Linked DNA regions of Mus musculus: regions 1, 2 and 4 are each linked to region 3. Evidence: chromatin loops called from intact Hi-C (ENCODE). Cell type or tissue: left cerebral cortex. All regions are shown on one strand.

Evidence for each region. Peaks named below come from ENCODE experiments on the same cell type or tissue, not always from the same donor. Only the 100,000 strongest peaks of a DNase experiment are listed, where the experiment ranks them.
Region 1: it touches region 3 in a loop (4-fold over the local background); 8 of 42 quality-filtered maps call a loop at or near these places.
Region 2: it touches region 3 in a loop (2.6-fold over the local background); 7 of 42 quality-filtered maps call a loop at or near these places.
Region 4: a loop joins it to region 3, with 2.7 times the contacts of the local background. A loop is called at or near these places in 11 of 42 quality-filtered maps.

What each region holds. Positions count from the first base shown.
Region 1 is chr15:32,761,891-32,769,890 of GRCm38, reverse strand. The region is part of intron 1 of Gm41289 (predicted gene, 41289); the gene reads left to right. Among named protein-coding and RNA genes, the nearest start is that of Gm41289, 7.3 kb to the left of the region's middle. In left cerebral cortex, a CTCF peak has its summit at 3,410 (motif pointing right); a DNase peak (open chromatin) is centred at 3,452.
Region 2 is chr15:32,440,812-32,448,811 of GRCm38, reverse strand. All of the region lies in intron 3 of Sema5a (sema domain, seven thrombospondin repeats (type 1 and type 1-like), transmembrane domain (TM) and short cytoplasmic domain, (semaphorin) 5A), which reads right to left. Among named protein-coding and RNA genes, the nearest start is that of Sema5a, 200 kb to the right of the region's middle. In left cerebral cortex, no CTCF peak of the experiment used is centred here; no DNase peak of the experiment used is centred here.
Region 3 is chr15:31,598,005-31,606,004 of GRCm38, reverse strand. Cct5 (chaperonin containing Tcp1, subunit 5 (epsilon)) reads left to right here and starts at 4,159. Exons shown (of 11, transcript NM_007637.3): 1 at 4,159-4,404; 2 at 7,945-8,000. The coding sequence starts at 4,300. Atpsckmt (ATP synthase C subunit lysine N-methyltransferase) reads right to left here and starts at 3,889. Exons shown (of 5, transcript NM_026546.3): 1 at 3,856-3,889; 2 at 1-94. The coding sequence starts at 3,868. In left cerebral cortex, a CTCF peak has its summit at 3,380; DNase peaks (open chromatin) are centred at 3,384, 3,890, 4,197 and 5,161; H3K4me3 peaks cover 2,824 bases; H3K27ac peaks cover 1,745 bases.
Region 4 is chr15:32,727,138-32,735,137 of GRCm38, reverse strand. No RefSeq gene overlaps it. Among named protein-coding and RNA genes, the nearest start is that of Gm41289, 42 kb to the left of the region's middle. In left cerebral cortex, a CTCF peak has its summit at 4,089 (motif pointing right); a DNase peak (open chromatin) is centred at 4,104.

The DNA.
Region 1 (8,000 bases), 1.2 Mb before region 3:
TGTCGAGAAGAATTTCTTTTCTGGTCCAGTCTATTTTGGAGTTCTGTAGGCTTCTTTTATGTTCATGGGCATCTCTTTCTTTACGTTAGGGAAGTTTTCTTCTATAATTTTGTTGAAGATATTTACTGGCCCTTTAAATTGAAAACCTTCATTCTCATCTATTTCTATTATCTGTAGGTTTGGTCTTCTCATTGTGTCCTGGATTTCCTGGATGTTTTGAGTTAGTATCTTTTTGCATTTTGCATTTTCTTTGATTGTTGTGTCCATGTTTTCTATGGAATCTTCTGCACCTGAGATTCTGTCTTCCATCTCTTATACTCTGTTGTTGATGCTCACATTTATGGTTCCTGACTTCTTTCCTAGAATTTCTATCTCCTGAGTTGTCTCTGTTTGGGTTTTCTTTATTGTTTCTACTTCCATTTTTAGATCTTGGATGGTTTTGTTCAATTCCATTACCTGTTTGGTTGTGTTTCCCTGTAATACTTTAAGGGATTTTTGTGTTTCCTCTTTAAGGACTTCTACCTGTTTAGCAATGTTTTCCTGTAATTCTTTGAGGGAGTTTTATGCTTCCTCTTTAAGGACTTCTACATGTTTAGCAGTGCTCTCGTGTATTTCTTTAAATGAGTTATTAATGCCCTTCTTAAAATCCTCTACCAGCATCACTAGATATGATTTTAATTCCAAATCTTGCTTTTCAGGTGTGTTGGGGTATCCAGGACTCTTTGTGGTGGGAGTATTGGGTTCTGATGATGCCCAGTGGTCTTGATTTTTGTTAGTAAGATTATTACATTTGCCTTTCACGATCCAGTAATCTCTGGTGTTAGATGTTCTAGCTGTCTCTGGCTAGGGATTGTACCTCCTGTGATTATGTTAGCCTCTGTCAGCACTCCTTGGAGTCCAATTCTCTCCTGAGTTCCAGTGGTCAGAGCACTCTCTGCAGGCAAGCTCTCCTCTTGCAGGGAAGGTGCACAGAGGTCTCTAGCTCAGATCTGCCTCCTAGCTGAAGTTGAAGGCCCGATGGGACCCTGTCCAAGAAGTTCTGTTGTTTCTGTGGCCTGAGTGCTCTCCTGGGATGACTCGTCTCTGAGAGACCCGAGATATAAGATGGTGCTCTCACTTGAGTCCCGGGGTCAGAGCCGTCTCTGGAGGCTGACTCTCCTCAGTGACCCTAAGATCCTCGGCATGCCAGAGCTCATGTTGCATGGAGAGTTCTCTGGGGATTATGGGACCATCTGCCGAGTTTGTGCCCAAGGTGGCCCAGGGCTGGCACTGACCAGAAAGACGCCAGTGCCTTCTTGTCCTGGCTACATGCCTTCCTGACTTGTAGTACAAGCTCTTCCTATTGTTCTTCCTTTCGTGACACATGAGAATGACAGTAATATAATTTTATCACTAAAGTACATATAAAGATGACTGAGTCTAAGTGTGCACATTTCACAGAGCCAGACATGTTATAAATGCATAATAACAGACAAATATTGTTAGCTTTTCATTGTTACAATAGATACTTGTAATAATCAATCTACAAAGACTTGTCTGAGGTCCATTGGTCCTATTGTATTGGGGCATGTAGTAGCTAAACACAGTGGAGACACAACTGGAGAACAAAAATCTTTCACCATACAGCAAGAATGAGAAAAGACAAAATTAAAGAATAATAATAAAAAAAGAGAACATGATCTTGAATCCCTTTCAATGACTTAAAACCTACCCAACATATGAAGTCAGCTATAGCAAAAAGACTACCTTTGAGTTACAGATAATGAAACTTAGCTTTGGAGGGGTTGAAAACTTTCCAGGCAGAGAAGAATTCAAACCCCAGCCTCTCCAATAGTCAAGTCCATACATATTTCCACTCTACCTACCTCAATGTATTGTTCATAATAGCAAAAGATTTGAGAAACAAACTAAAAAGTAAAAAAAAATTAATGGTGAAACCAACTCTGAAACTTGTACATGATGAAATACCAGTTAGTATATACATCCCTTGAAATCCAAGTAAACAGACCCTGAAGCTGCTCTGTGATGCAGAAATATAAAGCACCAGCTCCAGAGACTCCCTGCGGCTCATATACAATGCCAACACTGATCAACCCAGAAACTTCTGTCCTGTGGAGCCCTTCCCACTTCAACTCATGTGTTACTGTGGTTCTGAAAATTGAGGTCTCTCGGGGAGAATGACTTCTCTCTCATACTTGTAAGAGGCCAGGTTGGTTGCCTTGTCTGAAATCTCTATGTTACACCCCTTCTCCAGGAATTCTGTGATATCATCCTAGGTGTATTGTCATGTCACAGCACTTACTAGAGCAAATGTAATTCACTGAGCGGCAAATGTCTTTCTTCTATCTTGTGTGTAATGGAACTTAAGCACATTCTCTGTTTCATCATTTGCCCAGTTCCATAGATTGGTACAGTGTGAGTCAGTATTTTGTAGTAACAACAGCTAACGTTCCCTAAGAGTATGTGATGTACTTAGACCTGGATAAAAAAGCATTTTGTGCAGTCTGAAAGACTGAATGAACAGAAAGGCTAATTCAGAAAGTTACTGTTGCCCTCCACAGCATCATACACTGGTCAGAGGGGCAGCAGAAGAAATACAGCTCAGGGTATAGAGGTGAGTCCTGACCCAATAAGCAGGATGTAAAGGAGGGAAGATGGAGCTTGGTTACATAAGCTCCCTAATCCCTTTTTGGCTTCATATGAAAAATGAGTATTAGCATTACCTCATGAAGTTTAGGGCAGGTTTGTACATATATAAATTCTTATGTGCAGGCTACATGTATATTAGTCTCTTAAATATTTCTGGTGAGATAAAGGAAGTGCTCTGAACTCAACAATAGACAGAGAGATCAAATGTCAAAACTATGTGCCCTGCTTTTCTTTTCTCTCTCCATGGTCTCAATAAGTAGCCTACGCTGGTCTCAAATTCCCATTGTCTTGCCTTACCTTCCTGGAAGCTAATATTATAGGCCTTTGCCTAACTAATACATGCCATTTCTACAATCTTACATCAGCGAGAGGGGGGGAAGGAGAGAAGAGAGGGGGGAGAGGGGGGAGAGGGGGGGGAGGGGGAGAGAGGGGAGAGGGGGAGAGAGGGGAGAGAGGGGAGACGGGGGAGAGAGGGGTCGGGGGGAGAGGGGGGAGAGGGGAAAGAGGGAAGAGAGGAGAGAGAGGAGAGAGAGGAGAGAATATGAATGAATGAATGAATGAATGAATGACTCCTGCTCAGCTAGCTCTCTCTTTTTGTGCAATCCAGGACCTCACTGTTCACACGTGGTCAGGCTAGAATCCGCCTAGATTTTATTACTGAGGAGAATCAAATGAATGAATTCACCCCAACCCTTAGGGCAGTACACAAAGGGCTGAATCATTTATTTGTGCTCCGCATTGTGCAATAACATAGACTTTCCACTAGGGGGCAAGCATGGTTCACTCATTTTAAACACTAATAGGGAACAGTGTAGAGATCTGAGCACTTTCTCTTATAAGTCAGACCCACAGCGGCTGCAGTGGAAAACAGGTTTCCAAAACAGTAGACACCAAACAGACCATTATTATCTTTGTAGTTCATGAGCTGAGTTGTATTTTACTTAGAGGTATAATTGGATCCCACACAATTGTGCCTCTCACATTTCAGGTGTGTCTTCCTACCTGAACTAACATGATTCTAGGAAGTCCTTCTAGGTGTGTTCAGAGACTTTCAGTCTTGCACACAATAAACCCCAAGTGGTGAAGAACCTCTCACTTGCTGTTGGGCTTACAGTGTCCAGTGTTGGGAAATATTTTCTTCTAGAACAAAGTGAAGTGATGGGGAAATGTTCAAATTAGTATTTTGAATCTTGTAGCCCATCCCAGAACAATTGTTTTCATAAACAATGCAGCTGCCTTCACATTGGTAGACACCTGTGCCTGCAGCATTGTGTCCTGGACAACTTACATCAAGCAAGAGAAACACAAAGGCATGGCTTACACACACCCATGAAGAAAACCCAAACTCCTGTGAGTTCACCTCTTCGTGCCTATCCATTTAAAGATATTTTATCTTAAAACTAGAGATGTGATGCTTATGGAAACTGACTCACTTGTGCAATTATCTAAGTTGCACACTCTATCAGCTGAGATTTCCAGTGAGCATTCTTTATGTTTGAAAGATGTCAAACTACGCTATTCAAATGCACATGTTGGGCAAATATCTAAATGAACCAGTGAGGCAATAGCACAGAGAGAAATAGCTTAAAAGTTTTGTTTCCTATGTTTCTATGTTGAAGCCTGGGAGTTTGAATGAAAAAATACAATAAAATTTAGGTGTCATAGTTAATACTGATTTTCAATCTGGAGTCACTGAAAATACATGTCGCTAAGCGCGTCTTGAGGGGGTTTCTAGATCAAGCAAATTAAGGATAGAAAGACCCACCCTAAATATGTCTGGAACTATTCTAGGGTAGAGTTCATTCATAACACAAAACCAGCAAGCTAGCTGGATAGCAGCGTCCATCTCTCTCTGCTCCCTAGCTGTTGGTGCACCATGGCCAGCTGCCTTCTGTTCCTTCTCCCGTGCCTTTCTCACTAAGATGGACCATACCCCTGAGTGTGAGTCCTCTCTCCCCTGCTTGCTTCTTAAAAGGTGATTTATCACTTCCCAACAATTAAGAAACCTTTCTTACCAAACTGGAGGTCATATTGGCAAATACGGTCCTTTTATGTGAGTGGCATTTATAATACTGCATGTATTACAGAATGCAAATTTTTAAACAAAATAATTTCTGAAAAATTAAATATTTTTAGAATATAAAGTAATTCTGAATCAAAAAATTAGTAATCTGGTATAATATTCTGTTTTAATAAACCCCAAAACATAGGTAAATAAATATGTAAGCCCCACTCATATAATAAGAGTAATTTTCACTAGTGGAAACACTTAGCTAAATTTAAGTAAATTAACAGCCAACAGTATTCTTACAAGGAGCTATTTTAACATGGCTAGGAGTAGACTTGTACAATGTAAACTGGAGTTGGCTCAGTCTGTCCTGGAGGACCCACACAGACCAGAGTTATGGGTTCTGGGGCACTTGAAAGCCGTGGATAGGAAATCAAAACATAGAGCCTATATACGTCCTAGCTCTGCTGCGTACCGCATCAAGACTCCGATAAGAAGTGACACTTGCCAGTTTTCTTGTGTGTAATGTTTGGGTCATGATGCAGTGCCCTGACAAGAACACACAGAGAAAGGTGTAGTTTCACAAGTGCTCCTGATGCCACTGAGATGGCAAATTAGCAAACATGACGCTTTCTCTCTGGCAGCACTGGATGTCAAACACATGCGTGTTCAGAACCCTCGGAGACACACTTGAGACCGTTTAGCAGTCGGGCCCTGTCCCTATTCCAGCCTTATCTTCTACAACTGTGTAGAAGGCTGGAATCTTGGTAGGCCTGCTTCCTGTCTGTTACCAATCCTATACTCATGTCCTTTCACTTGATGGAACTAAGTGACGGTTCAGACAAAGTCACACCGTTCAACGGACCTCAGGAGGGAAGTAAAGGAAGAGGTACAGAGGCTGGGGAGTAGGGGTGGGGCGTCTCACCTATTTACTAGGGCCATGGCTCATGCGCAGGAGACAACAGGGCAACAATGGGAATTGCCATTGCCAACTCCTTTAGGGGCTGGTTAGGAAGATGCCTGATTGTCAGTATTGTCGTGGGAGTCCCTTTTGGGCTGTCCACAGAGGTGCCTGACTGCTAACACTACTTTGTTCCACACAGTCCAAGTCCGCGTCCTTTCTCTACCTGACTTGTTTTACTTAATGTTACCTCTTACACACTCATCTACACATTGTCACACATATGGCTTTTCTTTCTTTCTTTCTTTCTTTCTTTCTCTCTCTCTCTCTCTCTCTCTCTCTCTCTCTCTCTTTCTTTCTTTCTTTCTTTCTTTAGAAGATGTATAGATTTAGATTCACAGGAAAGTCTGTCAAATCTTCTGGGCCAGGTGGCTGAAGATGCATGCCCCACCAACCACAGAGAAACACTGGGTGAGAGTCAAGGTTGTTAGTAAGTCTCTGCCATTTTTATAGGCTCAGCAACTGCTTGGTCAGCACTTCCTGCTTACTCAGATGAAATTTATCCTTCTCGAGTCTCCAATGGGGTTGAAGACTAGTTGTAGTTTTATCAGTTTATCAGTCACAACCACTTTACTTATCTTCATAGGTAACATTCAGACCACAGGTTTCATTCTCCTAGAGCTACATGTCTGCCTTACAATTTTCCTTGTTACCAGATTCAGAAAAGAGAAACTCAAAAAAGTGGTGTGAAGCATTCAAAGGTTGGAAGACATAAAAACTTAAATTGTGAAGAATTTAAGAATGTATTTTAGGGTGTAGGAAGATGCTTTAAAGCTGGAAAATGCAAGTTAAGAAAGTTGGAGAATGTGAACTCTTAAGTTATAAGAAGGTATTTTAAGGTTGGTAAATGAAAGTTGTGAAGGTTAGAGGATGGAATGCTTAAGTGGTGATAAGAAAATTATTTAAGGGATATATGCTTCAGATTTCTTTCCCTTGCTAATCTGACCCAAACCCTGTACAGAACTTTGAACACACAAGATAGGAGAGATGGTGGAGTACTTTCTCCAAAGTTGCCAAATACAAATAGACTGGCCATTATGAATATAATTCTTACCCAGATAGTTCTCATAATTGTCCTTATTGTATATAGTGTACTGATGTTAAGAGATAAAGCCATTTCTTAGACTAAAAAGGGGAGATGTTGGGATGACCTATACCCACATATATTGTATCAAATGGCTATGTAGGTATGGCTCTGTATTTTCAGTTGTTAAATGCTTTGCTGGCTGGATCTTTGGTATTGTCCTTTCTGTGCTTTGTTGCCTGCTTTCTATATATATGTAAGTATTTGTCACTCCCTCGCCTGCCCAAAAAGAGGATTCTCTGAGATTATCATGTTCAAAAGCAAGCAGCCGTGGTGAAGATTAAGTAGCCCTCAATGCCAAAAAGCAACAAAGAGGGATGGACCAGGTGCTGTTCTAATGCTGATTGATTCTGACTGGATGGATAAGGAACTGGGCTTTCTGTAAAATAAAGAGCAGGCAGTGAGACTGGGCTAAAACAACCAGGCACACCAAGGAGAAGATGAAAGAAGCAGGCAGTACAAGGTAGAGCAGTGAGAGCCACATGGAACGGCAGAGAAGACAAATTAAGTTAGGAGGCTAGCTGAGAGACTGCCCCAACAAACAGGCTAACGGCTTTAAACTATATAGATGTCTCTATGTCTTCATTATATTAAACTTCAAGTGGGACCCCAAAAGTCCTGCAATACCTGAGTACAGACACCACACATTCTTAATTTTTTCCACCATCAGTGAGTCCTTGGGTTTCTACTTCTTGACTATAATGATTATCACAAACAATATGAGCATGCCAATTGTTTCTTTAATACACAATTAGTTCCACTGGATGTGTCTATAAATAGGATTGTTCTTTGATTTTGTTTGTTTTAGAAAACTAAACTTTTCTGCAGTGGCTCTATCACTGTACAACTACCCATGTCATGTTTGAGTTGTCTTTTCTCCAAGCTCTCGTCAATATTATGATTTCTAGTTTATCCAAAGATAGCTTTTTTTAATAGTACAAGGTCAGTATCATTGTGGTATTGTTAGGTAAAGAGTGGTGATATGGAATTAGATAATAAATAAATTCTGGGGCTCTAATGCACAATACAGGTGTTATGGGTGGGTTAAGTAATTTGATTGGGTAATCATTATGTAATCAATATTTCTATCAATCACCACATTATATAATCAAAATATATTTGATCTTTGTCAATTAAATACTTTACAGAAATGACAAATGAGTGAATGAATGGTAAAATAAACAATGCTATGTTACTAAAATCAAGACACCTCATTCCCAGGCAGAATATATATTCTCTTCTGTTGACCATCATAGCTGTATGGAGCCTATTATGTAATTTTTTACATGTCAACACTC
Region 2 (8,000 bases), 840 kb before region 3:
ATAGATAATACATTGATAGATATGTGATAGAATAGATGATAGATATAGATAATAGGCAAATAAGAGATAATAGATTGATAGATGACAGATAGATACATTGTAGATAGAAAGATGATAGATGTAAACATGTATCTATATCTGCATAGATATATGCATACTCATATACATGTATACATAAACAGACAGACATAGAAACAGTAAGAGACATAACTCAGAGATTAAGCACGCATACTACTCTAGCAGAGAATCTGAGCTTGGTATCACAAAACACATCAGGAGTTTCACAACCACATGCAACCCTATCTCCAAAAGATCCAACACCCTCTTCTGGTTTCTATAGGCACATACACTTGTGTGCAGATACTCTCCCCAAACACACGCATATACATATAATTTTTAAAATCTTTATAAGGTCTTAAAAAGAAGGAGTTGGAGTAAGGGATGAGTACAAGTGAAGACCAATGTTATGTGTGTATAAAGAGGTCACAGTGAAACCTTTTATGCCGAATATTTAAAAAAATAGAGAAAAATAAATAAAATTAAACATATAAACCTTTAGGGGCTAGTCCATAGATTTATGAGACCTCCTGTCTCTTGAGACCCAAGGCAACCACCTTCTTTCTAGGAGGTGACAGGTTTATGACTGCAAAACAGGGCAATGCCATCCATCACATACTTAGTAACATTCATTGTTATGTCCCTTCATACGAGTTATAGAACTCCCCCTTTTAGGAATGGAATAAGACAGATTCGATACTTATTTTTTCTTCAGACACTTGCATAAAAAAAGGTAAATCACCAACAGTATACAATAATTAACTCATACTTCATTCTAATACCCATTATTCTACTGAGTAAGCACCGCTAATATTCAGGAAAGAAAGCTAGACTGCAGTCTGGAACAGATAAATCTTTCAAGGGAGTTGAAAATGAGCACAGTTACATCCATTGCCATGTGTGCCCCAATTCATTATGAAAGCCACACAGAGAGAAGAAATCACATTCCTGGACTCGGTTGGCCCCATGAACCCCCCCCCCCAACATATGGACTTACTCAAATGCAGCCAATCCCCAGCTGTCAAGCTGTACTCTCTGCTTACGCTGGCTTTCTTTGTTCTCAGAATACAGGCAGCACCATGGTCTGCTGTTCAGTGGCTCTCACGGCTACTTTTCACTGTTCTCCCATCCTACCCCCAAAAGACCACCATAAAAGTGATGGGATGAAGCACTCTACTATTGTGACTGTCAATCACTGCCAGATGCTATGTGATAATGTTTAGGTATCTGGTGATCTGGACACTTTCTACATCTGTGGTGATACCTAGTTGTGTGAGTTTCAGCAAGCTCTTATTTGTATCCATTACTAAGACATTTGAATAGACATGTCCAGTGTTTGTTTGTTTGTTTATGTCTCTTGCTAAAAAGACATATCAATTATTCTTATCTGTAATATCTCTGTAATACACACACACACACACACACGCGTGTGTGTGTGTGTGTGTGTGTGTGTGTGTGTGTATGTGTGTTCAAAAAATTTTAAAGCATCTGGGATGTTTAGCTTGGGGATATTGCTATTAAGAAAGCTGGGAACAAGACATGGATATTATGGGACTATAAATAACAGTATAATATTTTGTACACATACACACAATGATCTTGCATGATATATAGGTCTGTATGTTTGGGATGTTTGGGCTTTTTTGAGACAAGATAAAATAGAAAATGTTTTAGGCTTTGCATGTTAAAGTCTTCTTCTAATGTATTATAAACATAGCCATGACAGTCTATGGACATAATTGTGTCCCAATGAAATTATAAGTAATCACTACAGATTAATTTAGAAAGAGCCTGGATCGCCAGCCCTATCTACGTTATCACATACCATATGGCAACCACTGGCAGTGGGGACTGCAGAATGCCTTATGCCAACAGATTTATAGAATTTTTCCTCTCTTCTATCAGAAACGAGAGCCATGGACAGAATCATTACCCTATCATTACCCAGAATCATTTCATAAAACCAACAAAAAAAAGTCACTGCTCATTCTCAGCAGTGACATACAAAATCATTTGAAACCTCAGCTAATTGCATTGTTCCATTTCGTCTGAGAGAAGAGACCAAGCTGTCTGGGGCTCCTAGCACAGCCTACTGGTTACTGTTATCTATAGTCCCAAAAGAGGCATGCCTTGTTCCCAGCTTGCTTGGTAGCAGCAGCCTCAAGCTAAACACCCCAGATGCTTTAAAAAGAAAATCTTTCTGAACATGAAACGTAAAGCTGATATTTACAGCTTCAGAAGACTTATTTCCAGTAGAGGTGGACTTCTGCCCTAGCTTAGCATCCCCAAGAGAGCTCTCTGCCTGCCCCACTCCCTCAAATCATTGAGTACCACAAAGAGGTCCACAAAGAGATGTGGAGAGGAAATGAAATTGTGCTTCTGCCCTACTCTTTAGGTTTATTTTGGCGAATCTGTGCTTGTTTTCATTTCCAGGTACCAACCTGACACGATCCATAAGCCTGGCTGTATAACAACCACTCCTCTGTCTCAGCAGAGCACACAGCCATCAGAAAGACAAACTAGAAGCCTTATTTATGGCATGGCCGAGCTCCTTAGGGTGCTGTGAATTCTATGTCACAGTCTCATTCCAAAGCTCCTGTTTAGTTCTTGACACGCTCACATACTTATGTCTTGACCCATCCCAGAGGACTTCAGGGGCTTCACAGCTCAGAGCTTCTTTGTAACTGTATTTATCATGGTCACTGCCCCATCCCACTAACGTTTGCTCAGTAGACCAGGCCCCACCAGACACCATGGCTAGACATCAGTTCAACCTTTTATACAGTCAATACTTGACATCACTCTAGAAACTAGAGACAGCACAGGAAAATAAACAGAGACTACTGCTGCCCTCACAGCCTGAGACACCCAAGGAGAGAGGCAGATCAATGAAAGACAGTAAATGCCATGATGGTTACAGAGAAGGAGGTGGGGTCATAGTGTGATGTGGATGAATGTAAATCAGAGTACACAGAGGGGACACCTTCCACAGGTGCATTTGAGACAAAATAAGGATAGAAACAAATAGTTGCATGGAGGTCTATGATAGAGGATCCCAGAAGGTGCTCCTTGGTGAGTGGATCCATGGGTAATTGAATGGGGGAGGGGCAGGGAGAGAAGCACTGAGAGGGAGGCAAGGCATGTGCTCTCTTGCAAGTCAAAGCAAAAGACCCAGTTTTCTGTCTCTGACAAAGACACAAACTCACTCCTAAAAAGTTAGTCATTATCTTGACTCACCAGTAATATGGTCATGACTGCTAATACTCAATTATACTGTTGTTGAGTGGGTTTATCTGGGTTCTAAATAATTAAGATCTGTAGTAATCAGCAGTGTGTATTTGTCTTCATTTCCTGTTGCAAGGCCCTGAGAAGGCAACGTGTATATATGAGGGGAAGGAAGACCTGAACTGCATGAACTGTTAAAAGTTATGATGGCTGACCTATAGGGTATAATCCCAGAAGGCAGAATGCAGGAGACAGGGCAGCAGGGAGTCTGGGAAAGATGTGAGGGAAGGGAGCAAGTTTCGGGGCATGCTGTATTAAATGATTAGGGATCTTTGGGTGGTACCCATGCTTTGCAATATAGCTGTTCCATCTACAGTTCGTCTTCTGAGATAGGGTGGTAAAAACAAAGAGCAGACTGGGGAACAATCCAAACACTCTTTCTCACAGGACTGAATGGAGCAGAACAGCCTTCTAGAAGTCCCAGTGGGTATATGACTTGTGGATGTTCATTGCTTCTGCAACTCTGGAGTAGATGAACAGAAAGAAAAGATTTGATAGATGCCAAGACACAGACAGTCTTTACTAAGGTGGCACATAGGGTACCCATAGGGGCAGGTCAGAAGGAGAACAGGGTTAGTGAGTTAGAAAAATTGACATATGTATCACTGAACAAAAAAAAACAAATGAATAAAAACAAAAACGAATAAACAAACACCGCATACTTCGTATACTTCATGACAAGGCTCAATTTATCCTCTGTAATTACCCACAACTTCTATAGTTCACAGAAGAACTTTAGAATGAGTAATCGCCATGATATTGATCTGAGAAGTAATCTAATTGTTTGATCCCACCCACAGACCAGTATGCCATTTTTCTCCATATGTACATTTGCATGCTTCCAAATTGAATTCTGTTTCTAGACATAAAGGTTCTTTTTCTTTTTAAAGATTTATTTATTATTATATGTAAGTACACTGTGGCTATCTTCAGACACACCAGAAGAGGGCATCTGATCTCATTACAGATGGTTGTGAGCCACCATGTGGTTGCTGGGATTTGAACTCAGGACATTTGGAAGAGCCGTCAATGCTCTTACCCACTGAGCCATCTCTCTCCAGCCCCTGTAAAGATTCTAAGATGCTCCCTCATCCTAACTTTCTCCAGAATCCCATTCCCAGACAAGTCCTCAACTACCTTGCCAACTCTATTTCTTGCCCCTGGGCTACCAGGGAAGGAAAGTTCTGGGCATGGTACTTAGACGCATCACTAACGTCAGTTATACACCCATTGCTAGCCATTTGTTCTCATTTGCTTCTGTCTTCTAGCCAACCAATTTTAGTACATAAACAAACAAACAAACAAAAAGAATGGGGATTGCAAACAGAGACATTGATTTCTGCCTCCCTGGCCCTTAGGGTATGAAATTTGATAGATTTTTTTTTTCAATTAAAAAAAAAAAAAAAGACAGCAGGTGAGGCAGGCTGACTTGTTGACACTTTAGCTTCCAAATCAAACCCAGAGAAGAAGGAAAAAAGAGTAAGAAGATAACTCCATAATGAGTTACAAGAAAGTATAAGTGGAAACGAACCCCCATGGAGTTCAAAGGGACTTGTGTTTAATCAGAGAAAAACAATTCTTCATAGCCTCCGGAGCCCATGTGTTGTGTAAAGAAGCTGAGCCATGGGATGGATTGGGCATGCGAGCCTGCTTGCATTGTATTATTATTTTTTTTTCTTCCTTTGTTTGCAACTAGTGTTCAAAGAAAATTGAAGTACAAGACAGACCCTTCAGGGTCTGAAGCAGGTCAGACCCACTAATTAAGATTGTCATGAAAGGCAGCTTCGTGTTCTGAGCACAATTCCAAGTGGCCCATCAAGCAGAGGTACTGAGTGACAACAGAACGCCTTTATTCCATGGGCTCCAGGATTTCACTGTTCTGCTGTTCCGATGACTCTCTAGTGCACTTGACAGGGCCTCAAAGCTGCCTCCTTTCCTGGAGGACGGGAAGGCCGAGTTAGCAAGGTGGAGAGAATCCCTTACTTTTGCAAAAGCACTCTCCTCCTGAACCCACTCACAGACGATTCTGTCTGCTTCTTTACCTGAAGGTCACATGCATGGCCAAATCCCCATCTCATTAATTATAACTCTTGGCAAGCCATTAAAAATCTCATTTCATTTTACCATTCACCCTCCCTTTTAACTGACTTTCCATAATTATAATTCTATTTTTGATATACTAGCCCTATTAAATTTAATGCCATACAGAGATTTGAGAACTCCTCAAGTAAAGATGAATTCTGCACTGTGTCTACTGAAGGCTAAAAGGGAACTTGCTTAGGACCGTGACATGGGCAAAACTGCTGTGCATTCTATTTTCATACAGAGAGGGAGGAAGGTCTGGTTAATTACATATGGTCAGTATAATAATACAGCCCTTGTGCGATGACTATAATTAGCCAAAACTGTCTTCACAAACAAACCAACCAAGCTGATGACTCCAGCCTGCGTTTGTTATTTCTTCTCTTAGCAGTTATAAACATTTCTATTTTTGTTCTTTTTAAAGCATAAACATGACTACAGTAAAGATGTTTGGGGTCACGGGGTCCTGACAATGTTGCGTTACCCTTGCTGGACAATGATTAGCTTTCTCTTCAAATGCTGCTCCCACCAAGGGGATCAGGTCATGAAAAGAAGTTGGGGAGAGCTGTTGGAGAGAAGTAGCCCTTAACCAAGCACACAGAGGTGAAAGGCTCCAGGAGAGAGACTTCCTGTGGTGATGTGAGCATGCAGATACCCAGGGGACAGTCAGAGAGGAATGCAACCTGAACTGCTTTGAAGAGAACACTGTCTTTCAAGCTCACATACACCGCTAATGTTATTTGACCAGGTGTTACATGGTATGGTACTGATGGATAACAGAAAAAAATTCTAGTCTCTCTTATTTTGGGGTGTGGGGGTAGGAAAGAGTTTATTTAGCTTACATGTCCTGAACAGTGCCCATCACTGAGGGAAGTCAGGGCAGGAACTCAAGCTAGAGACAGAGGTAAAAACTACAGAGGAAGGCTGCTTACTGGCTTGCTCTCTCTAGAGCTCTCAATTTACTTTGTACATACCCAGGACCACCTGCCTAGGTATAGCACTACGCACAGTAGGTTGGGCCTTCATCCATTAATCAATCAAAGAAATGTCTCACAGACCTGCCCACAGATAGTCCCAGCTGATGGAGGCAATTCCTCAACTAAGGGTCTTTTGTAGGCTTAGCTTTTTCAACCTACTTTATTAAGGGATCTCAAACACTTTGACTCCCCTCCCCAGTTCTAGCCCACCATCTAAAGGTAGGGATAAAAAGATGGTAAATACAACAAGAGGATGCGGACCTGTTTAGAAGTAGTTCCTTGGGGGTGACTCTAATCTCTGTTTGTCAGGATACCAGGAGTCCAGTACAGTAGTGTCAGGATACCAAACATGAATTAGCAGTGGCAGCACTATTCAGCAGAAACAGGCAGGCCTCCACTGAATCTGTGCCAGTCAGTGGGAGCAACCAGGACTAGTGTGAATGCCAGGAGAAGTTCTCTCAAAGTGGAAATCAGTGAAGATGAAGAGTTGAAGAGTTGCTAGCTATGCAAGCACCCGGTAACTGTCAGTCGTCTCCCTATTTCTAAAGTCAAATTTCTAATGCATTATTTGGTCAGGGAAGATGAGCACTGCTCTTTCCAGGACTTTCAGTGACACTGTCCTGAAGACATAGATGGTCCTGAACGTATTTCAGTGACACTCTACTAACATGCAAGCACAGTACTCTTGTTAGAAGCCTTTAACATACACCTCTCCTCTGTACTGCCATGATGTTGGCTTAGGCCATCCTTATTTCTCATCACACACTGGGCACCTGCATGAAACCAAAAATAACTTCCTTAGTGCCATGGCCCTCTCTCTGGCTCCCTACCCTTGTAATGCTACCACAGCATTCTTATGCTGAAACTTCCCCAAACTCTACTCACATGGCTTCTTAAACCCAATCCTTCTCATTAACACCCAGTGGATTCCTTTGTCCAATTACATCAAGTACTTCAAGGCCAGAGAACACGGAGAGATTCCTTCACCCTCTCTTCCCTTTATGCAGCGTTCCATAATCTTTTGTTCAGATACCTCCTAGAATGGCAGTTGCCATAGATAGACTGTACACATTTATCTGAACAAGAGATAGAAAGAGAGGCAGAGAGACAGATACTTCCCAATACACATAAAGAGTCTAAACCTTGTCTGGAACATAGGATTCCATTTAGCTGTTCAGACATTTTGTCATTTTTCATAAAGAAAAAAGGAACTGCCAAGTCAAGCTTACCCAATAAATAATATGACTAACAAGTGCCACAAACAGGCACCCAATTCAGCTGCATTTAAAGAGCAAGTTGTAGGGATGGCTTAGTGGTTAGAAAAGAGTATATAGTTCTCTGGCAGAGAACCTAAGTTTGCTATCCAGATCCCAAGCTGATTAGTTACAACTGCCTGCAGCTCTGGCTTCAGGGGAGCCAATGCCTCTAATTTCCCCAGCAAACATGGCACTCACATCCAAAATCTCTTTGCCACACACTCACAGGTAAATAAAATGAAATCTTTAAGGAATGAGGGAACACTGGCTGTCTCATTGTCTATCTGAGTGCATGCGGATGACTAGACAGACATTAGTCAGGAAGTGCCTGCTGTATGAGCAA
Region 3 (8,000 bases):
GTAATCAAGAATCCCCAACTGGTCCTCTTTGAACTGTCGGATTCCAGACTCGTAGGAAGAACAGGGCCCGCCTGTCTTTCTTCCTCAGGCGTTCCTAGATTTGAGCCATCATTGGGGGAAAGCAGAAACACTTGGAGCACACACTAGAAAGCCAAGGCTGCATCTTCTCAGCAGCCCTTCTCACACTGACTCGTGCTGCGTGTGTGTGTGTGTGTGTGTGTGTGTGTGTGTGTGTGTGTGTGTGAGAGAGAGAGAGAGAGAGTGTGTGTGTGTGTGTATGAGAGAGAGAGTGTGTGTGTGTGTGTGTCTGTGTGTCTGTGTGTGTGTGTGTGTTCGAGTGTGTGTATGAGTGTTAGTGTGTGTGTACGTGTGTGTGCGTGCACGCACGTGTGTGTGCATGTGTGAGCGAGTGTTCAAGTGTGTGAGTGTTCAAGTGTGTGTATGAGAGTGTGGAGGGTGTGTGAGAGTGTGTGTGTGTGTGTGTGTGTGTGTGTGTGAGAGAGAGAGAGAGTGTGTGTATGTGTGTGTGTGTTCCAGTGTGTGTATGAGTGTTAGTGTGTGTACGTGTGTGAGAGAGTGTGTGAGTGTGTGAGAGTATTCAAGTGTGTGTATGAGAGTGTGGAGGGTGTGTGAGAGTGTGTGTGTGTGTGTGTGTGTGTGAGAGAGAGAGAGAGAGAGTGTATGTGTGTGTGTATGTGTTCGAGTGTGTGTATGAGTGTTAGTGTGTGTACATGTGTGTGCATGCACGCACGTGTGTGTGTGTGTGAGAGAGTGTGTGAGTGTGTGAGAGTATTCAAGTGTGTGTATGAGAGTGTGGAGGGTGTGTGAGAGTGTGTGTGTGTGTGTGTGAGAGAGAGAGAGAGAGAGAGAGAGAGAGAGTGTATGTGTGTGTGTATGTGTTCGAGTGTGTGTATGAGTGTTAGTGTGTGTACATGTGTGTGCATGCACGCACGTGTGTGTGTGTGAGAGAGTGTGTGAGTGTGTGAGAGTGTTCAAGTGTATGTATGAGAGTGTGGAGGGTGTGTGAGAGTGTGTTTTGTGTGTGTGTGTGTGTCCCCACAGAGGCCAGAACAGGGTATCAGATTCTCTGGAGTTGGAGTCTCAGGTGACTGTGGCTGCCTGACATTGTTAATGGGAACCAACCTTGAGTCCTCTGTAAGAGCAGCAAGTATTCTTAACCCCTGAGCAACCTCTCCAGCCCCACTAATCCCTTCTAAAGGACAAGTTCACTGAATGCTGTATAAAATTCTACAATGACTTCTAAATCCCACTGGCAAAATTAAAGTGATTTGGGAAAGTTCTTCAATACTAAAGAAAGATTAAAATCTTTCCAATGTACTGACTTAGTGTGTCTAGGACTCTCGTAATTAATGTGTTATCTTAGTATCCATTATTGCAAGTTTTAATCATAAAACTCCACATTTTAATAGTCTGATCAAAGAAAGCGTCAGCTTGGAAACCCAGTGTTTTTAGGCTTTACTAGGACAGAATTAATACAAATACAATTTGTCCATTTAATGTGTACAGTTCAACGGGTTTTAGTATAAGTGTGTGTGAGCCTCATCAGTCAATTATAGAAGATTTTTACTGCCCAAGAACTCCTCTATCCTTCAGCTGTCTTCTCCCCATCCACCCTCTGCCACCCACCCTAAGTACCACTACGTTTAGTCTCTACTTCCTCAACTTCGGACTTACACTAATTGTCTTCAAAGGTGACTTATATCAACTAGCTTGCAAAGGCCAGGGAGAGCTCAGTGGGCAGAGTGCTTGCTGTTCAGATTCCCAGCACCCATGGAAAAGACAGGCGCAACCACAGCACTGGAAGGTGATGACAAATCCCAGAAGCTGGCTGTCAAGCCAGCCTCGCAAAAACAGGCAAGGTCGGTGAGTGACCATCCCAAAAAAATTAAGTGGACTACAACAGAAATACCTACATCAAACTGTGGCCTACATGAGTACACATATGGAACTCCTGCACACACACAGGACCATGCAAATATACACATAAATATGCACACACATACAGTATGTGGTCTCTCACCATCTTACTACACTTAAAATGATATCCTCTGGATTCATCCATGTTGCTCCTAACCAGTACCTTACAGATGAACCTAAGTATTATTATTTAAATAAGAATTTTTTCTGGGGGGCTGGCGAGATGGCTCAGCCGGTAAGAGCACTGACTGCTCTTCCAAAGATCCCGAGTTCAAATTCCAGCAACCACATGGTGGCTCACAACCACCAGTAATCAGATCTGACACCCTCTTCTGGTGCATCCAAAGTCAGCTACAGTGTACTTATGTATAATAATAAATAAATCCCTTTTTTAAAAAAAGAAAGAATTCTTTCTGTCATAGACAGATCATACTGTATCAATTTGGGCTACGACAGTTAAACACAAATCAGATGGCCCAAGGTCTGCCTCACCTGTAGACACATGCACAAAGCCAGAAGGTAGACAATAATGACGCCCCGGTCTCCAGGGTCTCCCAGCTGGCCTTTGAGTTGTAGAAACCAACTGAGGCAAAGACGTGTCAGCCTATGTATGAGCATCTGAAGGAATACAGGGGAAAGGAAACTAGGAATCTGAACTGAGGGCAAAAGCATCGAACCACTGGGCCCGTGCAAGCAAGAAGAGTGGGAGCGGAGCAGCCGCCTGACTGGAAGGCGGTCTGTGACCCACGTGGGAATCTGCTCGCTCCTGCACCACGTGGGACCGAGACCTAGCACAAGCGGTCAGGCTTGGCAACAAGCGCCTTTACTTGCCGTGCCATCCTTGAAGTCTTTCTTGAACCTAGCTTGATGTCCACCAACAGTGGAATGGATACAGTGTGGTGTACATACACACAGAGCTTTATTCAACTGTAAACTAATGACTCAGAACCATCATGTTTTCGCTCAGATGCAGAATCTTGTTGTATACAAGTGTGTGTGCTGTGTTGAGAGGGAAGACCAGGAGGAGAGAGGATAATGAGGACAGCTTATAGGTCAATGGCAAGGTACAATTACATATATATATATGAATGAAAATGTCACAATGAAACCTTGTTTGTGTTAACTTTAAAAACCTTGTCCTGACATAATGTCAATCTGTGTCATGTAACAGCACAGACCTGAAAGCTAGCCTACTGTCATACAGGTTATATGCACTCTAATTTTGAGTACCTAATAAAAACAGACAATACGGCAGGGACAGTTTCTGTTCTGTGGGGTACGAGTGGAGAGACTGGAAACTCGTCACAAATAAATCCGAGCTTATAAAATGAATCGTGATTTCTGGCAGACGTACCGTGCAGTTACCCTTACGGGGTATCTTTCTAACAGCAAAACGCTGAGAACAAGAGACTCTGAGCACCAGCCGGTGCTACTTTGTCTCCACCTACAGTACACGCGCGGGGAAGGCCCAGGATCTGTGTAACCTGGGAAGTTAAGGACAAATACTATGTGCTGACGACCAGGCACGTCCAGCAACCTTGTGAAGTAGGCATTATCATTATTATTATTATTATTGTTTTTGTTGCTATTATTTTGTCATTATTGTTGTTGTTATTGCTGTTATTATTGTTATTATTATTATTATTATTATTATCTTTGCAGACAAGAAAACAAAGCTACAGGCTCAATAGCTTCCAAGCAGCAGCTCGTCCACCGCAGGGTGGATTCCAGCCGACCTAGGATCGGGCTGAGCAGTGAGTCTTGTGCACGGAGGTGCGGACAGCAGCCCCCAGCAAGCACTGTGGTAGCCACGACCGGCGCGGGACGGAGAGCACCGCAGCCACGCGCGCCCGATCCCCACAAGCGCCCGCGCCACAGACAACTATATCGCCCGCCGCCAGGCCGGTCAAACCTCACCTACTCGCTCCATCGCGCGTTCCGGGGAGACCGGAAGTGGAATCTACCAACGTCTTAGAGCCCGGGCGGCAATCAAAGAAAAGAAAAATATCTTAAGGAAATAAGCTCCCCGCTGCAACTCTGGATTCAAAAACTTTGAAAACTTAAATCCTTGAATCAGTGACTACATTATGTCTAGTATTAGCATTTGTGTGCTAGACGTCGCCTTCTAAGTTTCGAACACCCCCCCCCTCGGTTCGTGGAAAACGGACGTTCCCAACAGCGGCCGATTCCAGAAGCTACTCTGCGGCGTAAAAAAAGTCACTGTTGAAAAGTAAGTCGCGGGGTCTGCACTGCGCATGCGCGGGATTCTGCGTCCTCTCGCGAGAGGGAGGTGCGGTGTGTCTCTCTTCCCGAGTGGTCCCCGCTGGTTACTGGAGGAGCGCTCGTTCTAGTTCGTCCACCATGGCGTCCGTGGGGACCCTCGCCTTCGATGAGTATGGGCGCCCCTTTCTCATTATCAAGGACCAAGATCGCAAGTCCCGTCTCATGGGGCTTGAGGCCCTCAAGGTAACGGCCCGGAACGCGAAGCCGCGGGATGAAGGGAGTGGGCCGGAGCGCTTGTGCGCCTGCGCTGGCGAGAGAGCAGCTCGGCCATGTGCTGGCCCGAAAGCTCGAGAATCTCCGGTGCCGGGGAGCCCCTTTGGGCTCTAGGGTCACATCCCCGCTCTGGCTGCGGGAGAGGGCGTAGAGGCCTTCGTCCCACGGTGGGGTAGGGAGAGCGATCCGCCGCTTCAGAGCTGGGTGGGGTCGCATCCCCAGCTCACCGGGCGGGCGAGCAGGCCTGCGCCGGTGCATCTGTAACATCTGTAAGTCGCTTGTCCCTTAGAAGCGGGGCTGTCCCGAAAGGGAGAAAACTAGTGAGAAACGTGCACAGGACAGACCGAATGGCTGCTTGTAGGAAAGGGACCGTAAAGTCCCTTGGGCCAGAAAACGCATGGTGGTGACTTTTGGAGTGGAAGGAGAGAGTTTCAGTGGAGCACAGTTGGCCGCAATTGAGGATAGTTTCCTAAAGGGAAACAAAGAAGTTACCCTGAGGGAAGGCAGAGCCGAAGTGTTGAGTCGGAAGGCATGTCTCACAGAAGGAGAGGAATAAGAAAGGCTACCCAAGAGCCGGTGCTAGGCCCCCAGAGGAGAAAGGAGTGACAGTCACTGGTGTTGCCACAAAAAGCTCAGAGGAAGGAGGGAGCCCCATTTTAGGTTGTATTGTGCCAGTCGTGCCTCCAGGTTTGAGGTGCCCTGGTTGACCTGGTGTTAGGGAAATCCCTCGGTGAGTTCTCTATCAAACCGAATTTCTGACAGGTGTTTTGGAGTGGCTGCAGAAGTGGACATAGCAACTGAGGCCTGGTAGATGCTTGGTTCTCTTTGCCTTCAGCTTGTGCGCGTTGTGTGTTGACTTGTGTACTGGCTAGTTTTGTGTCGACTTGTGTACTGGCTGGTTTTCTGTCAACTTGACACAGGATGGAATTATCACAGAGAAAGGAGCTTCAGTTGGGGAAGTACCTCCACGAAATCCAGCTGTGGGGCATTTTCTCAATTAGTGATCAAGGGGGAAAGACCCCTTGTGGGTGGTGCCATCTCTGGGCTGGTAGTCTTGATTCTATAAGAGAGCAGGCTGAGCAAGCCAGGGGAAGCAAGCCAATAAGTAACATCCCTCCATGGCCTCTGCATCAGCTCCTGCTTCCTGACTTGCTTGAGTTCCAGTCCTGACTTCCTTTGGTGATTAACAGCAATGTGGAAAGTGTATTCTGAATAAATTCTTTCCTCCCCAATTTGTGTCTTTGTCATGATGTTTTGTGCAGGTATAGAAACCCTGACTAAGACAACTTCAACCCCCTTTTTTTTTCCTGTTTCTGGGGACGTGCCAATAACAAAATTCCAACAGACAGAAAATTGACCAGTATAACTCATGTTAACAGTCCTGTTGTGCCAGCCGTTTGTGTTAACCAGATGGACTATTGCATGTGGTCCTCACTCAGGATGGGTCCTGCTTACAGAATTAGATTCTTTAGGGACAGAGTCATAGAGAAATTGCCGAGTAGAGAAGGGTCATGACTTATTCCACTTCCACCTGAGTCAAAGCTAGGTCCAGAGCCGTGAGGTTCCCCTTGGCGTTAGACCAGAGCATCTGTGGTTGGAGGCCTGTCTTGTGTATAGTGTTGGGCTGGTTCTTTGGCCTCTGCTAGTACATACCAGTTTAGCCAACCAAAAATAAGTCCTGGTGTCCAGTATCTTTGGGCACCCCAAGAGACATTTCCCTGTGATGTCTCTTGAGAAACTATGTTACCAATACATACTTTCAGGTTACATTTTAAGAGCACCAGAGTTTGCAAAGACCAAATGTACTTGCTTTGTCACCTGTCTTGGTGACAAGAGAAGTTAATGAACGTGTACTTGCACAGCTCTGAAAATGCCCAGTATTTCTGTGCTTGCAGAAGTTTATCTATCTGCATCTTGGGGTTCAGAAGATGAGTTGGAGAAACCATCAGAGAACATGGTGACCCAGGGAAAGCCTGGAGTGCTCTGAAGAAAAGGCTGTTGATTTGGTATTAAGACCCTAGAGTGGCTTTGAACCTTTAGAATCATTAGAGTCACTAGAAAATGAGGAAATTAGCATAGCGACCAAGAAATGGAGAGCATGTGGTTTTGGAATTCTTCAGGATGGTTTTGACCTGAGTTAGATGGTGATGGCAGAAGAGCATGCGTTGAAGGAAATGAGCCAGGCATGTATAGGAGCAGGGAGGGTCCTGTCAGGCCTGGACCGACCTTTACTGTCTTAGTAGTAAGTCTGTGGGAAGGTTCACAGGAATATCATGAAAGCTAATGAGCCTGAGCAGTGTGCTGTGGAGCTGGGAGTTACATTCCCAAAGTGGGGCTGAGGTTGCAGGCCTACTGGGATAGTAAGTAGCATGAGTCTTGTTAAGTGTCACGTGCTCTGGATCAGCCCCTCTGAATATCGAGGTTCTTCTGTTTCAGGGCCCCAATCTCATAGAGCTTCTGGGAGTGAGGGAGCCAAAATGACAAAAAAGCTAAAGACAGTGGTAAAAGTGTTGAGACCATATGCTTGCCATGGGAGGATCACATGACCATAATGCTGATGGGTGGTCACACTTTCCTCCTATGATTTTTATATGACACGAGGTCTAGGTGGAAATAAAAATAGGTAAACATATCAAACCTTTACTGAGAATAAATCATAAAGAACATTACTTCCAAACAACATTTGTCATATATAAACCTTTGCTATATACTAAACATGAAGTCATGTTTGCATAATAATGAGATGTGTGTGTGTTCTTTTTTGTTTGGAAGGGGTTTCTTAGATTTCGTGTGCGTGTGTGCATTGTGGTGCCGTTGGAGGCCAAAAGAGGGCATTAGATCCTCTGGAACTGGAGTATAGGCCAATTTTGAAAGCTTCGTGTGGGTGCTGGAAACTGAACCTGTATCTTCCAGAACCACAAATGTTCTTGACCATTGACCGGTCTCCTGTGCATACTAGGCAATCACTCTATCAGTGAGCTGTAGTTCCAGCCCTTACTCTGGTAGCTTCACAGCTAGTTTTGGTCTGTCATTGTTACTAGGATTTCTGACAAGAACACTTTTAAAAAGAGAGCAGTCTCCGGGTTCCATGCCTGATAGGGTTACTGTTACTAGATTCTTAACCATCTTTCAAAACTTTCCTTTTGAAAATAATGTTTGCTAAGAACGTCAACAAGGGTGACTTCCATGTGGGTTGATGTGGTACGATATTTCTCTACAGTAAACCTTGGTAAACTGAAGGTGTTAAGTGTTTATGGTTGGATTTTGTGTTTTCAGAGTTCAAAATGGTGGCAGCATACCTCCTTCCTGTAAGAGACGAAATTCACTTGACACTGAAGCTTGTAGTTGTGAATGTTACTGCTCTAGTCAGCCCTCTCTGTTGATGTAGACATTTCTAGATTTTAGGAGTTACATCCTAAATCTTTTTTTTTCCCCTGCAAATACAAACGTAAGTGCATTTGACTGTTGGGATGACATGTAACTGGGTCTTTGCTTTTCTGTTCCATTTAGTCTCACATCATGGCTGCCAAAGCTGTAGCAAACACAATGCGGACGTCACTGGGACC
Region 4 (8,000 bases), 1.1 Mb before region 3:
GTGGTTGTGAGCCACCATGTGGTTGCTGGGATTTGAACTTCGGACCTTTGGAAGAGCAGTCGGGTGCTCTTACCCACTGAGCCATCTCACCAGCCCTGTCTCACACTCTCTTTGCCTGATATTCTCTTTATCTGCACATCTGTTGCTCACATTCAAAACCCATCTTCTTTCAAAACTAAAGAGTAGTATCAACATTTCTGTGTCCTGAAGTCTCAACCAAGTTCATGGTAAGTTGTTACATGATGTTAGTTTGAGGTTAATATCCACATATATGCGTATGTTTATTTCTTTGAATATAATATGTAATTATGTGATACTCATATACATATGGAAACAAGGATAGATAGACAGACAGTCAGGTGATAGACAAACAGACAGAAAAATGATAGATATGGATAGATAAGAGAAAAAGAGGGCAAAGAAAAAAGACAGGAAAATTCTTCAACAGAAGCCGATATTCTGACTAAGCAGGTCTCCAGGGCTTAGCTGTGGATTTTGATAAATAAAATAAGAACACCTTTTCACACCCTGGAAAATTTTGTCTCATTAATACAACAAGGATATGCATGAGCTGTTATTACCATGCTGCTGCTGGAGTTGACAATTAAATGCCTCTGAGATTTCTGCAGTTATTTTTCTTTCCTATCCAGTAGCTGCTACCAGGATTTCCCATGGGCAAAATCCTTCATCTTGGTTAGGAATTATGTCCTCCAGGATTTCATCATTTATTTGCATGTTAATAAAAATTCAAGAAGAGACAGGATAAATTCTAAAAGAGTGGTTGACATGTTATCCTACTTCAGAAGAGAGAAAGCCATCTTCCTCAGGGTTCCAGGAGGAGAAAGACAGATGGTGGCATCTTAATATCTTCTGACTTACCAGTGAGATTCAACTCTATCCTTGTCCTCTCCTGCAGCTCAAACATCTATGAAGGGGACGAGACCTCCCTGTTCACACTGCATCACAAACATGAATCCATCCTGTTCACTACAAGTCATTATTCCATGTGAGTGTGGTCACTCCCCCTTATGTGAAAATCTTATGGGTAAAACTCAGTTCTTAAAATGTTTAACAGATTTACAGAGGTCTTAAATTTTAAGGTTTTATATTTTACACTGAGTTTGAAACAATACACTCGATTTGGCTCACTGAATTGTCAGTCAGGCAATCTGTTCCCATGCTCCTGTGAGACCCTTTATTCTTCCTCCCTCAAGATTCATTCTCATGCTAAACTTGAGAGCCATTGTTACTCTGGAATGGAGAAAACAGAAGGTGCTGAAGAAAGAGGAAAGAACAAGGGAGTTTTGGGGGAATAGATCTTTTAATTTTTTCTTAAGTTTGTGTGTATTTCCCCTCTTAAATTGCTTTCTTTATGAATAAATCCACTTTACCTTATTTTCATACCTGTTGTAGTTAATATACCTGGGCTATACAACAGCGCTTTTTTATTAGAAGCTCAATTCAAGGATGTGAAGAACTGTTTCAACTGGTGCTGGAGTGCTTGGTAGACAATCAAAAGTACCCAAGTTAAAGTCCTAGCACCCACAAAAATAAATAAATAAATAAATAAATAAATAAATAAATAAATAAAACCCGTTCCTCCAGATCTGAGAAAAGCATATCCTTAGAACTTGCTGTCCAGCAAGCAATGAGCTTAAGGTTCAGTGAGAGACACTCTCTTAAAAATAAACTGGCCAGAGACAGAGGAAGATGCCTGGCATCCTTCTTTGGCCTCCACATGGCATTCCCTTGCATCCCACACGCCTATAAACCACACCTCCACCACAATAAACCTCTTATGCCATCTTTGTTTTTCAATTTAGAATCTACCTTCCTCTCCATCTACCCAACACCCACACTGTCCCTCAGGGTGTGTGTGTGTGTGTGTGTGTGTGTGTGTGTGTGTGTGTGTGTGTGGTATATGCAGCATGTGTTTTTCCAACCATAGGCATATGCCAAGTAATGAGACTCCAACCAGACAAGTACAAGGTGCATTCTAAAATAGCAGTATCCTTCAGAGTCAGAGCACAGCCATGGTCAACCCATGCACATTAGGTAGGGGAGCCAAGGAATAAATACTGAAATGCTCCTTTCCTCTTATTACCCAAGCTCTCCCAAGCTTAGACTCAATAGAGCTAAAGGAGGCAGTTTATAAAGGTTGGCTGGTAAAGCATGGCACCGTGGGGCAGGAAGGATCCCTAAGCCCAAGGAGCAGATGGGGCATACATACTGGCTTCAGAACATTTTTCAAAGGGAGTCTACAAAAAGCAGCAACGATATTACCTTCTCACTGGGGCTGCTAACTTCCAGTGATCAACTGCCTCCCTAGCACTTCACAGAAATTACCTCATGTGTTATGTCCTGTATTTGCCTGGTGTGATTGCATCAGGAACAGAGGCACTGTCTCATACCCTGTGTCTTTTCAACACCCAATAGATAGTGACCATCCACAGCACGTACCAGAAGAGCATATTGACTGAATACATATCTTATGTGCTAGCATCAACAAAATGTTTTGTGTTCATGTTGTGAAAGGCTTTTTTATTAAGTGGAGAATAAACATATTCTTGCAGATATGCCCCTGGCATTGTGTTTGTTTCAGGTGACAATCTCATTCTTGTTTTGCGTTTGTAAAATATATATAGATTTTCAGGGTATAGAATCTTGCTATGTTTATGAATGCAAAGATCTCCCTGTTGTGTGCATCTGTAATTTGTTCTCCATTAAAAAATGAGACCCCGTAGAGAAATTAGTTCATGATGAAGAATCCAACCATATCCCAGTTTTTCCTCTGAACTGGCCATAGAGATCTGGCTCATTCTCAAGTATGGAGATGTCTACTTGGCCTTGAAATCTACTTTTAGCCAGTCCCCCTAAATCAAAATAAGATTTGTTATTTGCAAAAGCCAACACTACATTCATTCAACAATTTGTAAAACAAGTCCATTTGCCTCAGTTTTGGTCCTAACAGTTTTCCTGGCTATGTGGAGTCTCAAGCCACTCTCCATCTATGCATGTTGCAGAGAACATCACATCTGGACTCCCTCTGCATCTCTCACCCTACTGTGTCTGCAGAGTCCTCTTCACTACTGTACTAATTGAAATAACTTGTATATCTCCTTCAAAAAAGTCAGTTAGTAAAGAGCAGAGCCCACTGGAACTGTCCACATTTGGCACTCTGCACACAAGATAGACATGATGCTGGAAGAAGGGAGACTATCCTTAGCTATTTGCTTTCTCGCCTCACAAGTAACCAAGGCTGAGTCAGCTTGACCAAGTGGTGACCATGAACTCTCAGTTGCTGTTGGGTGATAATAAAAATCCATCACGTGCTAGATACTGCAGGAACATTGTAAACACATGTGCACACTTGTGAGCATCACAGTCAGTAACGGGAACTGTATGGAATAGGTTCACAAGGATGTAGAGTGCTTATACCACTGCTTACTAACTGTCAAAATTCAGAGTCTTCACAACTTTTTTTCAAAAGGAAGAATAAGAATGGAATCTGCTTTAGTCACTGTGGTATAAAGATTGAAACAGCTCAGTGGAGTTAATATTTATGACCAATTATGCTCTGGAACACGGTACGTGCCAAAAAATATTTCATTTACCAAAGATACAAACTTGAAAATGAAGGGAGTTATCTGTTTGTCAACAAAGAGAACAGAACAAAGCATATTATGCTTAGAACTGTCAAGTTGATGTTGCTTGCACACAGGGTCTTACCTTCTCTTACAAACTAGGAGGCAGTAGTTATTACCACTTACACGGGAAGCATGATGGATTCCTATAGGCTAGTGTTGGCTTGGTGTAATTTCTTGAGCAAAAGGTGAACTTCAATTAGCTGAAGGCAGAGTTAGTCAGTGTGGACTTTGTTCTCCATTTTCCTGTCCTCTCAGTTTACCCCAGGGAGTTGAAAAAGAATAATGCCATATAGAGCCACACACTGGTCCCACACATGCCTACAGATCAGCTAGAGCTAATGACTTGACTGGCCCTTTTACTCTGCAGACATGCCACACTGACAATGCCTCATTCACAAGGTGGCTCCCAAGGAGCATGCGACTGACTACTGTAAAGCCAGCAGATGGCACTGTCTGCAGAGGTCTGCTTTGGTAATCCAACATATCTCACACTTCCTTCCTTGTTCTCTTCTATCGGGCTGAGCATTTCCCTGGTTAGCTTTCCATTTTCTGTTGGTCCTGAGATGCGTGTTACCCTCATCTACCCAAGGCTTGTAACTAACACACTGTTGTTGATGCAAATGAATATAACTTTTATCTGATTAGAGCTCTCAGGGAAGGAGGCTAAGGACAAGGACATCTGTAGTACAAACAAGTTTCCTGTGAAGGGGATCCTGGCGACTGGGCACTCAGAAATTATACTGTCTGCCAATGTCCAAGTTTTCTTTCTATTGCTATAATAAACATCATGACCAAAAGTAACTTGGGCAGTAACCAAATCAGATCTTGGAAGAATGCTTCTTACTGACTTGGTTTATATAGCTTGCTTAGCCTGCTTTCATATACATGCCAGAACTTCCTCTCAGAGATGAGGATACCCAAAGCTGGTTGGTTCCTTTGACATTACTCATTAATCAAGAAAATGCCCTTGCAGATTTGCCTACTACATGTCAGTCTGATGGAGGCATTTTCTCACTTGAGGTTTACTCTTCCCCAGTGACCCTAGCTTGTGATAAGTTGCCAAAAACCTAACTGGCACAACCAGGACAAAGACAGCTCCATGAAAGGCACATCATAGACATCCATTATCAGAGTTGTGCCATTCTGTGCTGGTGGGGATTATCAACTTTTCACTGTTGTGAGAAGGGATCTAAGACCAAGAAGAAATGGGAAAACAAGGACTCTGACAGTTCAACAAGATCAGAAACTTCAAATAGCCAAGATCAAGATAGGAGGCAGGCTATTGTTATTTTACTTCTGTTATCTGTTACAGATTACCAAACCCTTGGTATCTTAAACCACAATAATTCATCATCACATATCTAAAAACCAAGAACCTAAAAAGTACCCCATGAGCCTAAAAAACACCTGCCGATATGGGTTTAGCCAATTTTGAAGTTTTGGGGAAAGAATCCCTTTGCCTGCCTTCTCCACTTTGGAGTGACTGTTCAGATGCTGTGCTTTGTGGCTCCTTGCTTCTTCAAGAGCCTTCCCAGATGGTGAGATCTGTCTCACAACACAGCACTTTGACTCTGGTCCCTGTGTCTCCACTTATCAACTTTAGTGATAAGTGGATATTTAGTGATAAGTGGATAAGTGGTCTCTGGATATTTCAGAACAGTCTTATCTAAGAGTCACATGTTTAATAACCTTAATTCTATTTGCAATGTTAGTTTCTGGTTTTGATAGAATGTAAGTTATCTGAGAGTGTTGGAAATCTGCTGGTATATAATATAATATCAAACGGTGGTGGGATTATTTTATCTACCTCATCCAAATTCAAAATAATGTAAACTATTACATTGTAACGCTATTAATCCAAACCCTTCTTGAAGGTATTTATTTTCTTTCATTTACAACATTACATGTCTTATTTAACATGATGAGATTTATGTTCCTTTGTGTGTGGTGCTAGAAGTAGAATCCAAGATTCTTTGTGTGTTCTGCCACTGGGCTACACCCTGATCCAAGATGGCAATTTTTAATTTCACCCACATAAGTATTTGTTCCAAACAAAAACAAATTCCTGTTCAGATGGTGCCAAGGAAAATCAGTCTCTCGTTTCATTACACTTGGGGATAGAAAAGAATGAGCAGAGCCCATGGTCATTAGGCGCTTTTGAGCCCCTGCTGCACCTCCCTGGACTTCAGCAGAGGTACTTCTGAGTGCAAAGGAAAATTCCAGTCTCCAGACACTGATGTAATACAGTTTAAACAAAAATGGCAAGGTATTAGACTGTGGTAGCCTAGAATCTATTAATGCTTTGTAAGGCATATAGAATATTTTTCTTTTATACTCAGTGGCCTGTATGTGTGGCTATGTGTGTAGGCCAAACATTATCTACATAAATTAGTTCTCTGCCAGATCTTTTGAGACAAGGTCTTTCACTGAGCTTTGAGAAGACTGTTCGGTCACTGAGCCTCTGTGGTTCACCAGGAACATTCTCTCTGGTACTGGGATGACAGGCTTGTTATGTTTACAATAACTCTTGCTTTTCTTCTTGGGTATAAACGCACGATCGATCTCTTGTTTGTGCTGCAAGCACTTTACCGACGCAGCTTTCTCCCTAGGCTCCTATGTGACTTTAAAATTTGAATTTGAGTGGGTTAATATTTAAAATTATAGAACTCAAACTTTTTTCCAGAAAATCATTAGGTGATACCTGCTTGGAAATGCTGTCCACTCTGCTTTCTGACACGCCTACAGGGGGTGTGTAGACAGGAGGATGTATAAACTGGAGGATGTATAGATACGAAGATGTAGAGACAGGTGAATATATAAAATGAAACATGTATAGACAGGGGGATATATCTCCATCAGGATTCTACTGCTTCTTGTACCTGGCAGGACCAGGGTTGGAATCTGTGTTCTGAGCCAGTTTCTTGGGGCACCACTGTACAATGTATTTAGGATACCAGAGACTGGGTGATTGATTGATTGATTGATTGATTGATTGATTTATTTATTTATTTATTTATTTAATCTATCTGTCTATCTATCTATCTATCTATCTGTCTGTCTGTCTGTCTGTCTGTCTGTCTATCTTATGTGTATGGGCATTTGGCCTACATGTATAGAGACTGGATAATTTATAAAGAAGAATTTATGTTTCTCAGGACTTCTAGAAGCACAAATTCAAGGGGGCAGATTTATCGGATGGGATTTCTGTGTCCTCAACTGGGAGAAGATCGAGGGGAATGCTCTCCTGAGCATCCATTTTGCTGTTTTAAACATCCTTCATTTATCCATCTACTCTGTTTTTATCAGACCCCTAAATATGTCACACATTCACTTTGTGGCTAATGCTGGAAACCCCAGCACACTGCATAACATCTACAGAAACACTACACACAGTGGGAGCAGGGAAACAGCTCATTCTTAGAAGCTCTGTAAGGAAAGGTGGGCTATGGGCAGGTGAGTGCTGGATGACATTTAAAAGGAGCCTGGAGTCTGCAGCTGCAGAGAGACCTTGTCATATCCCAGAAGATGAACTACACTCAGGCAAGGCCACTTGTGCTGCTCCAACATTGAAGGGGCAGAGCAGGTTCATTCTCAGATGCTTGCGCATAAAGTCTAAATTCATGTCCCAGGCACAGCCCACAGGAGCCCAGGGTGAGTGTTACTAATTTCCCTCTCAAATCTCTCATGTTCCTGTTTCAGAACTTCCCTCACAGAAGTATCTGCTTTCTCCTGTTCAGAACAAAGCAGCAGATAGGATTGTAAACAAATTCAACCCTTTAGAGGGTCATTCTCACCCCAGCCTGGTGCTGGGAAAACACAAAAACACACACAAAAGAGATGGTTTGGTAGCTTTTCAGAAGCCTAAAAGGTCAGGATGTAATGATTTTTCAAGTAAAAAATCAGTTAAAAATAATAAAAGTATTTGAACATTTTTTTTTTGCCCGTTAAAGCATCGTGTTCCTAACATTAGAAACCATGCATCGTATAATCTTCCCGAGGAGGTTATGACTCAGATCAAATTTTATTCTTGTCTTGTGGATAGGAGGTTATGACTCAGATCAAGTTTTATTCTTGTCTTGTGGATGTTATGTCAATCTGTCAAATTATAGAAATAATAATGTATTAAAAAAAGTAAAACAACATGAAGAGGAACAAGAGGGTAATGGAAACCTGTGACATGAAGGCAGTAGGGGACCTAGGTGGGAGGAAGGCAGAGGAAGAGAGGGACAAATAGGAGCATATTAATGAAAATACAGGAATGAAACCCATTACTTGCTATTTGGAAGGCAAAAGAACCAGGAAGAGGAGGTTTGGGAGGAAGGCTCACCTTCTGCCTATTCTGATTCACTTCCT